Linked DNA regions of Homo sapiens: region 2 is linked to region 1. Evidence: chromatin loops called from intact Hi-C (ENCODE). Cell type or tissue: endothelial cell of umbilical vein. All regions are shown on one strand. Each heading gives the region's core, and the rest is flanking DNA. Links, peaks and the distances in the headings are about the cores only.

Region 1 (4,399 bases), core at 268-4,267:
CAAATCCTTAATAGCAAACCAGGTAAGTTTGATTTCATTAACAGACGTTAAGTACACAGTGGGTTTCAAGCAGAAAGAAGCCATGTTCATTCCCCTATCCATTCAGGAATATATATATTTTTTGAGATGGAGTTTCGCTCTTGTTATCCAGGCTGGAGCGCAATGGTGCCATCTCGGCTCACTGCAACCTCCACCTCCCAGGTTCAAGGAATTCTCCTGGCTCAGCCTCTCGAGTAGCTGGGATTACAGGCATGCGCCACCATGCCTGGCTAATTTTTTTGTATTTTTAGTAGAGACAGGGTTTTACCATGTTGGCCAGGCTAGTCTCGAATGACTGACCTCAGGTGATCTGCCCACCATGCCCTCCCAAACTGCTGTGATTACAGGCATGAGCCATTGCGCCTGGCCCCTTTCAGGAATATTTAATGATCATTAATTCTTAACTTATTCTCCTAGTGTTGGGGGTACCATTTTGGAAACATGTTCGTACACTTTAAAGCTTGCAATCAAGTGGATAGATATGCAAATAAGTAAAATGAAACATAAGAATGTAAATAATGAGATGCTTAAGAAAACCATAAGTAAACAATGTCTCAGGTGGAAGATAGCTCTCCAGAGAAGAGAGGGCTTGGCACTGAATCTGGAAGGACTAGTAGGAATTTATCCCTTGGACAACTGGGGGTTGGTCTCCTGGCAGAGAGCAGTGTGGGAAGAAGCACAAAGGCTTGAGAGCGTCTCATGTAACCACAAAACTGGGAGAGCTGGGCTTTAGAAGGAATAGAAATGTGAAGCCAAGACTGAAGTGGGAGTGATCAGACTCAGGGCAAGTATTTGAAGATGTTTGCAGAAAGGTAGATTAATGGCAGAGTTTGAGAAGCATGCCAACCTGAAATCACTCCTCTCAACAGACTTTTGACCTAAAGCATATTTTGAAGGCATTCTCTAAGTTTCCCCTTCAATTATAATATGGCAATAATAGCACAACTGTATTGATTGGTTTTAAATATTAAATCAGAGAGAGTGCATGAAATAGCTATCATACGGTAAGTATTTTTCAAAGAAACCGTTATTATAGATTATTTTTTATTATTATAATAATCACTGAATGAAAGCTGCAGTGTTAATAAAAATGGAAGGAATCAATTAGAGGAAAAAAACTCATCAGGACCACAGTTTTGGTTCCACGTAAGGTGATGTAATGCTTAAACACATTATAGGATACAATTCCTCAGGAGTTTAAGGTAACAATAGCTGTCTACACTTGTTTGTCTATAATTATCAGACCATGACTTGTTTTTGACTAGTGGCTTTCAATTTCTCCTATCTATTATCTAATGATCCCTTGATTCTGAGCTTAAGTTAAATGTTATGAGGTGAGATATAAAACCCGGATACAATTGATCTATAGGGAGAATCAAAGGAATAAAGAAACTCAACAACAAGAAAATATGACTGAAGTAAATACAGTAATTTTTTATGAAGCTGAAATCATGCTTTACAGGAATTAATGGAAAAAATGAATACACATGTTTCAGAAGGTAGAGAAACTTGTCTGAAAGTTCAGATTTTTTTTAAGAAAGGCAATAAGGTGCCACTGTATGTCCATGAGCAAAGTTAATTACATTAATAGATCACTAGCAGGTAAGCAGAGAGAGTTAACTAACTGATCAACCTTCCTAATGACACTAATATGCAGACAAACCTATGCCAGGCCAGTTTCATAAGAATTATCTGCAGATCTTCAAATGGCAATAAATGCCTGCAGGATATTTAAGATTGAGCTATTCAGGGTGAGGAAGGGGGTAGTCATCAGACATTTTTATATGACTACAGATTACTGTGATATTTTATAAGGTTTAGAATCCACTGATCTGGTTCAATTTCTCCCTTTTCCTATGAGGAGAATGAAGCCAAAGAAGCGTTATGACCTGCTGGAATACTAGCTGCCTAAGTAACTCATGACTATCTCTTAGGCTTTTTCAGCTTCGTTATATAAGACAGGAGACCCAAAAGTTGTGTGCAGAATGGATCGGAGAGTTAAGTCCTGGAGAGAGGGAGACCACTTAAAAACAACAACAGCAACAACCACACAAATGTGATAGTTACCTATGAAATATTGCATTAAAGTAGTCAGTACCTCGACCAGAGAAAGGGGTAAAAATGGAATCACTTTAAACAAACCAAGGATATAATTCACAATAAGAGATGGCAAAGAGGTTAACAATTCAGAGGCTCTCAGGTCTGATTCTGGGAGGAATGTTTATGATCCGGGCAATTAACTTGGAATCAAGAGAAAGATTTCAGAGTGCATTTTGCAACTTCCAGGCTTGTCTCACACAAATAACTTCCTCTACCTTTCTTTACCCTTCCTTTGATTAACAGAAGCTGAAAGAAAGGAACTAACTTCTTTCTGGGTCGAAGACATCTGGAAAACATAGGATCTCCTTCAGTGTCTTTAGCACCAGATCCTGTGATTCAAACTACACACAACCAATAAGAAAAAGAATTCAACATGCGTGCTACCGGTTCACCTCCTTTCTTGTGTTTATTACACATCAATAAATCAAGTGTTTACTGAGATCCTACTCTCAAGTTCCTAGTCAGAAAAGGAATCACCTGCCGTAGGTAACAGCCTGTGTTCTTTCCTACAGCATTGAAAAGAGCCTCAGACTAAAAAATGAAAGGAAATTGTGTATTTCTTTATTGTAAAGGGCAGAAACGTGCAATTACAGATTGTGAAACTGCTGCTTAGAATTCCAGGCTCATTGTAAGGAAGTGCCTTGTCGTCAGCAAGTTGGCATCCAAGTACTGGAACTTAGTTTCTTCCTGTGGGAGGAAAAAAAAAAAAAGAAAAAGACAAAACATTGTCCTGTGGGTTGACACCTCAGCCTGTTTCTTTTCCTTGTTTCCTGTGGCCCCTCTACTTCTTCTATCCATCTGTCTCTTCTCTTCCTGATCTCTCAGTTTTTCTTTCTCTGATCACAAAGAACCACAATGACTGAAGGAGTTTAATCTCACAAGTCTTCTTTCATTTCCTCATAAGAATTAACCAAATAGTTCATATTTCCTGCTTAAACTGTCTTACTGTATCATCACGATGTTTTCCCCTCTCTATCTCCCTTTTATTGGAGATAGTGCTGCAAGAACCCTGCGGTCTAATCCCTGGCATGCTTTCCTTTTACTACCTAAGATGGCCATAACATTTCATTTTTACTGAGGGTGAAATTTCACCTTTGCTTTTTAATATCCCCTGAATGAAAGCTGATTGTAGAAGGAGTCTCAGGCTGTAGTAGAATTAATGTGTGATTATACAAAAGAAATATGCACAGAAGAACAGTAAGTAAAAGGAGAAAGAAAAAGCCATGATGGCTGAGTAGAAACAGCTCCAGTCTGCAGCTCCCACAGAGAAAAACACACAGGGCGAGTGATGTTTGCATTTCAAACTGAGGGACCCAAATCCTATCACTGGGACTATCTAGGCAGTTGGTGCAACACACAGAAAGCAAGGAAAAGCAGGGTGGGACGGCAGTTCACCCAGGAGCTACACCGGACAAAGGGACCTCCTTCCCTCAGGCAAGGGAGGCAGTGAGGGACTGTGCTACCCACCCGGGGTACTATTTTTTCCAGGATTTTTGCAGTCCAGGGCTCAGGAGATCCCCTCGTGAGCATATACCATCAGGGCCTTGGGTCTCAAGCACAAAACTGGGCAGACCCACGGCTGCTTTTCTGGTCGGAGGCTGTTTGGGCAGGCACTGAGCTGCAGGAGTTTTTACATAGTCCAGCAGCTCTCGGAACTCTAGTGAGGCAGGAGTCCATCCACTCCCATGGAAAGGGGGCTGAAGCCAGCCAGGGAGCAAAATGGCCTTGTTCAGTAGGTCCACTCTAACAGAAGCCTGCAAGCTTAGATCCACTGGATTAGTACCCCCCACAGGCCAGCATAGCAGCCTGGTGTAGGCCTAAGATGACCGACTTCCCCAGGGGAGGGGCGACTGCCATTACTGCAGCTCTAGTCAGCGGTTTTCCCCTACGAGTGCTAGGGAGGCTGGGCAGATTGGACTGGGCAGCAGTCTTCACAGTGCATCACAGCCGCTGGAACAGATCATGGCCAGAGTGCTCCTTTAGGTGGGACTGGGATCCATCCCTCCCCACTGGGCAAGTCATCCTTGCAGGAATTCCACCAACACCAGCCAGGAGTTTACAGACAGAGCTCTCATTTCCCTAGGACAGAGCACCTGTGGGGAGGGGCGGCTGTGGTCTCAGGTTCAACCAACTTAATCTTTCCTACGTGCTGGATCTGAAGAGTCCCAGCAATCCAGACAAGGGGGCTTCCCCAGCACAGTGAACCAGCTCTGCTAACGGATAGCCAGACTACTTCCTTAAGTGGGTTCTTGATCCCTTT
Region 2 (4,399 bases), core at 294-4,293, 54 kb after region 1:
TGTTGGCGTTTAAAAAGAAAAAAAAGAAGTAAGATATATAGTTGGAGGATTGAAAGGAAAAGGCAGGTCAGCCTTTCTTTGCTCAGCTCCATCTTTAAAGTGACCAACAAAATACTTGTAATGTTTATTTTGTATCTGCACTATTGAGATTCCCAAGATGAGGCTTTCAAGGTATTTCTAAGGTTTGTAAAAGGGAAATATAGCAAATGCCGTGGTATGTGGATCACCTGAGGTCAGGAGTTCGAGACCAGCCTGACCAACAATGTGAAAACCCGTCTCTACTAAAAACACAAAAAATTAGCCAGGCATGGTGGCAGGTGCCTGTAGTCTCAGCTACTCGGGAGGCTGAGACAGGAGAATTGCTTGAACCTGGGAGGTGGAGCTTGTAGTGAGCCAAGATCATGCCACTGCACTCCAGCCTGGGAGACGAAGCAAGACTCCGTCTCAAAAAAAAAGAGAAGGAAAGAAAGAAAGAAAGAAGGAAAGGAAGAAAGAAAGAAAGAAAGAAAGAAAGAACGAAAGAAAGAAAGAAAGAAAGAAAGAAAGAAAGAAAGAAAGAAAGAAAGAAAGAAGAAAGAAAGAAGGAAGGAAGGAAGGAAGGAAAGAAGGAAAAAAAGAAAGAAAGAGAAAGAAAGAAAGAAAGGAAGGAAGGAAGGAAGAAAGAAAGAAAGAGAAAGAAAAGAGAGAGAAAGAAAGAAAAAGAAAGAAAGAAAGAAGCTCTTCAGTGTCAAGCAGGGGAAAGGAACCTAAGAGGTGTGTCACAGTAACAAGGAAAACACAGGATAGTGTATCCTATGGTCTTAGACACAGGAACTAGGGTGTAATAGTAAAAAAAATACTGGGTTAAAATGGGCTACTGAATGGTCTGTTACTTGACCAACAGAATATGGAAACAATATATTGGACTTCAAGATATAGTTAGTGACTATTGCATTCCACCTTTAAAAGAGTTAGTGAAACATAATTGTAGAGAATTGTAGGTTGCTGTCAAGAAACAAGTTTCTGACATACCTTAGTTGATAAAAATTTGGCTGACGAGGTGTCCTTTCCAAATGATAGTGTCAATTAGAGGCCAAACCCAGTCTATTGGGGTATCATTTTTATCTCCACCATTTTTCTGTCTACTCCTGATTTAGCTCTGTGACTCCTAACAGGCCATAGGTTATGTCATTGCCCATTGACTCAATAAAGAAAATTATTGCTGAAAGCATAAATTGCCATAAGTCATGCATATGATGAGAGGTGTCATCCATTTCTTTCTTATAATGGTTCGGAGTTCCCACAAGAATGACCCATTAGTAATTGAATTTCCCCTGTTTTCACTTCTTTTTTTTTCTGGAGGACTCCTGTTCCTTGTGCTCTAGTGCTGTCAGAACTGTGTAGCTGTGTTGATATAAATGTGTGCTACCCTCTTTTTGGTCTCCTTTGTCATCTGATTAGTCTTTAAAGATGCAGCACTCTCTTTCCACCTCATAAGGCCCTCAGTTCCTGAGAACTCATCTTGATCTCATTCAGGAGAAAAGTAAATCCCTCAAGATCTTCCTTATGATGCTTACAGTCCATGCTGCTCTTCCCATGTGAAGAACTGACGTCAGTCAAATTTGGCCCAATCAAGAAATCAAAGAATAACAAAAGAATTGCAATGCATTAATAAAGACCTAGATCCATCCAGACTTTAAGATCCTCTTCCAAAAGTCCAGTGGGATACCTGATTCATCATCCTGTCTTTCACCAGCCAAGGAATGCAGAGCGTCCTGGTCAAGAGGCAAAGCTGGTCAGACAAGCTTCCGCCAGTAAGTTCATTTCTTCTTCCATATTTCTGTCATTCTCTTCTTCTCCGCCTCTCTCCAACTCTCACCAACTTGTGATGAATAATTACTTTGAAAACAGGCATTATCTTTATCAAGACGTCCTCAAATATCAGTTCTTTTAGATCCTTCATGGCTCTGTCCACCAACTTTGGGACAAGTAAAGGAAGAATTAAAGAAAAACATACTGTTCCTTTCTTTTTGATCAGTGTGTTTATGTAAGAATACTCTTTTACTCCAGGCCTCCTGTGGAATAGGAAATTAAACAAATTCTTACCTACTTCCTAATTACATTCAGCATGCTTCCTGTCTTTCCCCAGTCTCAGTCTTATGTAGGATAAGATTGTCCTTTGGAAAGGACAAACCAGCTCTGCATACTTGCATACAAGATACTTTCTTAGCTGAAGATTTTCAGAACCATTTTCTCTGATAAGGGTGTAAGGTGGGTGAAGGAGATCACTCTCCAGATCCAATGAGAGAAGGGCAGGCCAGGGGTGGGAGTAGAAATACATAGATTCCAAGTCTCTGTCATTGTGAGCAATTAATTAACTTGACACATGGAAGAAGCCTGAGTTGGGAAATTTCAGAAGTAGGAAAATAATACTTGGCTTTAGTTTTCGTCCATACAAAAACCAGGTTTGATAAAAGATGATCAACCAGTACATCACGGTAAATATATGTGCTGAATTTAGCTCAGGAGATATGGAGCTAGAGATGTAGAGCCACGTAAGTGGCCAACCTGAAAAATCATTTTAGTCATTGTGTGAATAACACATAGAATTAAGGAAAGGGAGAAGTCTGAGAAATTGGACCTTGGAATTTTCTCTTTGCTTTGGTGGGTAAGATGTGTTAAAATTTAAGATTGATTAGAAAATGACATGAATGTCGCCCATGTTTTTTCAATGATCATAACTATCTTGCAGATACCTACACACAATTTTAACCAACTGAGAACATAAGGATTCATGCTGTGGATGTGGGAGCAGAAACGGTTTGAAAACTTGTTAATATTTTCTTGAGAAAAAATTTGTTAGCCTGCTTGATTGCGAATTCTGTGCTGCTGCTGTGGCTTTTTTGTATTACAAATGTGATTCTTTATTTATCTCAGTGTAACATAAATTGAGATGTTGATGGGTTTTTCCAAGAAAATAAATGAGTCATAATAAACCTTTTCTTGTATAAGGATGAATGTGAAGTACATAGTCATTATTTGAACAGGATGTTCCTTTAAAAAGCAATTGAGATTGTACAACGCAAGGCTGTTTGGATGGCAACTTAGCGTGTCTGGCAAAAGGAGTTTGTTCCTTCTGTTTCTCAACAATACTTTCAGAGGTCACAAAATTAAATCCTTTGGATGACATACACCCCATCCTTGTTTCTCTATTTAGATTTAGTGACTGGACTCTCAATGTTTTATCCCTGTCTGAATTTCTTGGCAGACTGTGCTTTAACCTTTTATGTGTGGTTTGTTAAATTTAAAATTTTAGAAAGTGACATACTAAATAATAAAAAGATAGATTCAGGGTAGAAGACTTTTATATAAAAATGTATAAACAGATATAAAATGCTTTTTAAATTTCAATACAGTATGTGTGTCTGTACATATTGATTCCTAATTATGGTGATTATGGTAAATTATTACTAGCAATAATTTTTTTGGTTTTGACATGGTCTCACTCTATCACCAAGGCTGCAGTGCAGTGGCACAATCATAGCTCACTGCAGCCTCAAACTCTTGAGCTCAAGTGATCCTCCTGACTCAGGTAGGACTACAGGTGTGAGCCACCATACTGGGCTTTAGAAAGAATTCTAGTGAAAGAAAAGATGCCATGGTTAAGTGTTTTTTTTTTTTTTTTTTTTTAGATAGAGTTTTGCTCTTGTCACTCAGGCTAGAGTGCAATGGCACAGTCTTAGCTCACTGCAACCTCCACCTCTCAGGTTCAAGCGATTCTCTTGCCTCAGCCTCCCAAGTAGCTGGGCTTATAGGTGCCCCTCACTATGCTCGGTTAATTTTTGTATTTTTAGTAGAGACAAGGTTTCACCATGTTGGCCAAGCTGGTCTCGAACTCCTGACCTCAGGTGATTCGCCCGCCTCGGCCTCCCAGAGTGTTGGGATTATAGGTGTAAGCCATCATGTCTGGCCTTAAGTATTTTTTATTACCTCAAATCAATATAATTTCACCATGGAAAATTTGAAAACTATGGAAAAATTTTAAATAGAAGAGAAATGCCACCTACATTTCCACTATATATATACATATATATATACACACACATATATATATACACATATATATACACATATATATACACATATATATACACATATATACATATATATACACATATATACATATATATACACATATATATATAAGTCCATATTGTCATTTTTGTACTTTTAATTTCTCTGCACAGAGCACATAATAAAACTGAATTATTTTTTAAATATACGGACTATTACACTATATACTTCTTAGTGGTAAATACATTTGGGCAGCAGTTCCAAAACTAGAAACTTACCAAAATAGGCTCACGGCATCCTTTCTACACTTACTATTCTTCGTCTATGGTTGAGTAAGTGAAAACAT

What was found. A loop is a pair of places that touch in the nucleus more often than their neighbours do. Peaks named below come from ENCODE experiments on the same cell type or tissue, not always from the same donor. Only the 100,000 strongest peaks of a DNase experiment are listed, where the experiment ranks them.
Region 2: it touches region 1 in a loop (1.9-fold over the local background); 1 of 110 quality-filtered maps calls a loop at or near these places.

The regions. Positions count from the first base shown.
Region 1 is chr11:105,107,757-105,112,155 of GRCh38, forward strand. No RefSeq gene overlaps it. Among named protein-coding and RNA genes, the nearest start is that of CARD18, 30 kb to the right of the region's middle. In endothelial cell of umbilical vein, for the core only: no CTCF peak of the experiment used is centred there; DNase peaks (open chromatin) are centred at 2,545 and 2,805; H3K27ac peaks cover 1,430 bases.
Region 2 is chr11:105,161,411-105,165,809 of GRCh38, forward strand. All of the region lies in intron 4 of LOC105369468 (a long non-coding RNA gene), which reads right to left. It overlaps LOC105369469 (a long non-coding RNA gene), which reads left to right and starts at 1,731. Exons shown (of 5, transcript XR_007062872.1): 1 at 1,731-1,793. In endothelial cell of umbilical vein, for the core only: no CTCF peak of the experiment used is centred there; a DNase peak (open chromatin) is centred at 2,121.